Linked DNA regions of Homo sapiens: region 2 is linked to region 1. A link is a loop called in an ENCODE intact Hi-C map of the cell type or tissue named here. Cell type or tissue: natural killer cell. All regions are shown on one strand.

Region 1 (2,500 bases):
GCCAAGAGGCGTGGCCCAGGGTCACATTGCCAGAGTGACTCAGCAAGAATCATTTTGGAAAGCAAGCCCCAGTGTGGCTGCTCATTCTTCAGCAGCCTTTCCTTGATAGATACCGGAGGTTTGCCCTGTGCTGCCTGCTGCTCCCTGGAGCTGCCTGGCAATTGTCCCCAACTTGCTTGCCTGCTCTGCCCATGCCCTGGAGTCAACAGACAATAATACCCTGCCCCTTGGAGAACCTTCAGGAGGCTCCTTGTGGGTGTCCCAGTAGGAGCCAGGAGAGGTGTGGTGGGCATGCCCTTGACATCTCATCCATCAACCCACCAAACTATTCCCAGAAGGCCCAGCCTGCTTCGGAAGACCCATCAGCTAGCTCAACCCCAGGCACCTCATTCTGGAAACAATAACCTTGTTTGCCTCCATTTCCCCACCTCTGACTAATGAAAATTATTACCCCAGCGAAGGGGATGGACTGGAGGGGAAAACTGGGGTCCTGGATACCAGTCAGAAGTGAGATGGAGATGATATTGGGAGGAGAGGAAAGATAGATGTGAGATACACCATGAAGGACAATGACAAGGCTTGATGACTAACTACACAGAGATGACAGGCACATGGAGGCTGAGGCCAGGATTCTGAACATGGGGATAATGGTCCTGCACCCATTTTCCAGCCATTGCTTTGGATTTCATTTCCACTTGTTTTTTATTCCTTTTGGATAGCGTAGAAAAGAGTAACCTTGATACAAGAGGACATGGGCTCTGTGTCCTCCTTGTAGAGAAGTCGTCCCACTTCCAAGGGCTTCACTTTGTCATCTATAAAATGGGGAGAGAGGCCAGGTGCGGTGGCTCATGCCTGTAATCCCAACACTTTGGGAGGCCGAGATGGGTGGATCACCTGAGGTCAGGATTTTTGAGACCAGCCTGGCCAACATGGTGAAACCCTGTCTCTATTTAAAAATACAAAAATTAGCCGGGCATGGTTGTGAGCCCCTGTAATCCCAGCTACTTGGGAGGCTGAGTGGGGAGAATTGCTTGAACCCAGAAGGCAGAGGTTGCAGTGAGCTAAGATTTCACCACTGCACTCCAGCCTGGGTGACAGAGCAAGACTCCATCTCAAAAATAAATAAATAAATAAATAAAAATAAATAAAATGGGGAAAGATCGCTCTTCATTTATCCAAAGAAAATAATGAAAATGAAATGTTTGTAAGCTAGGCCAAATAAGTGCAAGATATTATATGTAGAGAATTGCAGCCTCATTCTGTCTAGCAAACTCACTCTTTCCCTTGTACCTCGTACCAGGTCTCAAGAAACACCAAAAAGGGCCTGAGGGTCACCTTCCTTGCTCCTACACCCACCTTGTGGCCACTTTGTGAATGGCATGCTACAGGGATAGTAAGCAGAAACAAAGAGAAAGAAAAGACTTGGCAAAATTACAAATAGAAAATGATTTGTTGGTTATCCCCCAATTTAGTTAATAAGTCAATGCATTGCCAGTCAAAAGACCTTGATAAGATGGTTCTAAAATTCATATGGAAAAATAAATGAGCAAGAATAAACAAGACAAATTTGAAAAATAAGAAAGAGGGAGAGAATAATAATATTGGAAAGCTGCAGTTATAGGCCTGGTGTGGTGGCTCACACCTGTAATCTCAGCACTTTGGGAGGCCAAGGTGGGAGGATTGTTTGACCCCAGGAATTTGAGATCAGGGTGAGCAACATAGTGAGACTGCGTCTCTATTTTTAAGAAGAAAAGAAAAAAGAAAATGATTAATGTGACAGGTGGCATTTTCCAAAGGCAGCCACAGTGATATCTCCAATCCCACTTGCTCTTGCAAAATGACCTTTCTATGTCTCATTAGCATTCAAATGTCAGAGCCAGCATTCAAAGCTAGGCAGTTGATAACATCCCAAATCAAGCCCATGACTACTCACCAGCATTGTTCTGAGTAACCAATGCTTTCAATAACCCTACTAGGTAACACTCCTGGTATACCCACTGGAAAGCAAAGGAGACTCATAGAAGAATTGCAAATTGTACTTGATAGGAAAGGAAGAAATAAAGAACAGAAGACAGGGATTTTATGAAAAAATATTTGATCTCATCAGTAATCAAGGAAATAAAATTGAAACAAAGATGAGATGTGATGTCATAACTACTAAATTACAAAACTGAAAAATAAAAGAAATTGTTGTTACTACAAAATTTATATACTCATATACTATGAGAAGTTAAATTTAATACTTTAGAAAGCAATGTAGCAGTGATGATATACATGTATTCTATTGTTTAAAAAGTTTGACTTAGATTTACTTCTAAGAGTTTATCTTAAGGAAATAATTCAAAACAATACTATTGTTTTCACACAAAGATGTTTTCTGCAAAGTTATGTGTGTAATTAGAAAAAGTAACCTATTTTCTATCAGAATGTGAATGAGTAATAGAAATACATAATAAAAGAAATAAGGACACACTTTCACTTATAGAAACTATGTTAATAG
Region 2 (2,500 bases), 300 kb before region 1:
AAAATGTTTCTCAAAAAATTAAAGATGGAATTATTGTATGATTCAACAATACCACTTCTGGGCATATTTCCGAAAGTATTGAAAGCAGGATCTCAAAGAGATATTTGTACACTCATGTTTATAGTGTCACTATTCATTATAGTCAAGAAGTGGAAGCAGCTCATGTTCACTGACAGATGATTGGATAAACAACATGTCATATACATTCGATGGAATATTATTCAGCCTCAAAACAAAAGGAATTCTGACACATGCTGCAGCATAAATAACCCTTGAAGACATCATGCTGTGTAAAATAAGCCAGTTACAAAGCGATTGCATGATTCTACTTATATGAGGTAGCTTGGGTAGTCAAATTAAAAAAGAACAGTGATTTCAGAGGCTGAGACTAGTGGGAAAATGGGGAGTTGTTTAATGAATATGGAATTTCAATTTTGCAAGATGAAAAAGATCTGGAGATTAGATGCAAAACAATTTGAAAATACTTAACATAACTGAGGCTGTACACTTAAACATTGTTAAGATGGCAAATTTTATTTTATGTGTTTTTTCCACAGTTAAAAAAATAAAAAGGCTCTTCTCACAGGTAGAGATATTCCAAAGCATTATCAGAGTTAAAGCTCTCATTTAATTTTTCCCTTTCTCCAGATTTGAAAGAAATAAATGTCAACATTTCTGTTTAGGAGCTTTGTTTTCAATAATTGTAATTTTCTAAACATTTCAAAAAATTTTTTTGATGATAATTTATTCAATAGGTCCTTTATTGGTGGGTATGTCAGATGCTTCTAGTCTTTATTAAAAATAATTCCACAAATGTAACCTCATACATGTATTATTTCATAATTATGGAAGCATACCTTCAGGGTAAATTTCTAGATGTGGGATTGCTAGGTCAAGGGGAAAATATAATTTCACTCTGTATTGCCAAATTGCCCTCCTTGGGACTTGTACCATGTTGCAAAAAGTTTCAAAATTTAAGTCGTTTTGGTGTTATAGTCATTGAATAATTAGACTTTAAATTGTTTATGCTCAAAATGCAATCAAAATTTAGAGGAAGTATTAAAAATTCTAATACATTTCTGAGACAAGTTGATTTATGAAGTAGTTTTTCAAAGGCACAAACATTTCTAGAATCTGATTAATAACAGAAAACAAAGAGAAAAAGTACTGGATGCCAACCTAAAGAGTTTCTTTTTAACTGAATGCCTGATGCCAACCTAAAGAGTTTTTTTTAACTGAATGATATTATCAATGTAAAGATGTTGTATTTATGTTATTCTGTGTATATATGTAATATTTATAAATGGTGCCAACTGTGGCTTCCATTTGTTTTTTAGAATATTGCAAATTTGATTATAATTATGAATTTGTGTGCAGAAACCTAATTTTGTATGTTTCTGCTCCATAAGTTTCTTAAGAAGAACATTGCTTTTACCATAATACTATGCTTCATTAAAATTTAGATGGACACACACAATAAGTACTTCTATTTTCATTGTTGAACTTATTACTTGGATTTATAATAACATTTACAATAATTTCAAATGTTTTCCTTTGCTAGAATAAACTTCCAAAAACTTTACTATAATTCTGAATGTTGAAAAAGAAAAGATTAAACCTTTGTTGGAATCAGCTCAACTGAATTTCATTTGGACTTATTTGAGGACACCAATATAAAATGTTTATATATAATTTTTCTTTTATAAATGGAGCCAATACATTAATAGCTATTGCTTTATTTTTTGCACACACCAAAAAACTTTCAATTAAAACAGAGTTAATTAACTTAAAAGAATGGTTGATCTAAATGAAAAGTCATACATCAGGGAGTAATAAGTAAATGCATCTTCTACCATTGGAAGTGGCAAATTGGACACAGTCTTCTTAAAATAACTTCTGTCTCCTGTAGTTGATTCTGATGCTTTTCCAGCAGATTTGTATCTTCTTGTTTTCATGTGGTCAGTGATGTCACTGTGGCCCCCATTTCAATTATCATCAACTTCCCTAACTTACTTGGAACATTTTGCAGGCCACAGCATGGGCCATGTCACAACTGGCTGGTTTATTAAGTAGTCACCATAAACACTAACACTCAATACTTCTACCCTCACCGGAAGACCTGAGGCATTTGATAAACCTCAAGTCTAGTTATCTCTTACAGCTTAACCTATTTACATTGCCTTCTAGGCAGACATGTAGGTTTGAAACTCCTGGTTATAAAATGTTTTATGGCATCCAGACTTGTTAAGGTGAATATTTGTTTCTAGTCTTTTGGGTTTCTCTAGGTGATTTCAAATACCTCTAATATGCATCCACTTACTTTCTCAAGTACCTGAAATGAAAGCAAAGTGATGTTCCCCTTCCTGCTGTGGAAGTTAAAGGTACTAAATGACAGCATAGAATTTGGACCTACATTTGTGTAGCGTTGATAAGACCAAACACCAGGTCCTGGGGGCGAAGAAAAAGACAGTTTGAGAGAGAAAGTGGGAAACGGGGCCAT

Evidence for each region. Peaks named below come from ENCODE experiments on the same cell type or tissue, not always from the same donor. Only the 100,000 strongest peaks of a DNase experiment are listed, where the experiment ranks them.
Region 2: a loop joins it to region 1, with 2.0 times the contacts of the local background. A loop is called at or near these places in 9 of 110 quality-filtered maps.

The regions. Positions count from the first base shown.
Region 1 is chr2:68,908,639-68,911,138 of GRCh38, forward strand. No RefSeq gene overlaps it. Among named protein-coding and RNA genes, the nearest start is that of BMP10, 38 kb to the left of the region's middle. RefSeq lists enhancers at 1-266, 1-110, 43-132, 111-638. In natural killer cell, a CTCF peak has its summit at 1,382 (motif pointing left); a DNase peak (open chromatin) is centred at 1,343; H3K27ac peaks cover 221 bases.
Region 2 is chr2:68,604,060-68,606,559 of GRCh38, forward strand. No RefSeq gene overlaps it. Among named protein-coding and RNA genes, the nearest start is that of PROKR1, 38 kb to the right of the region's middle. In natural killer cell, no CTCF peak of the experiment used is centred here; no DNase peak of the experiment used is centred here; H3K27ac peaks cover 629 bases.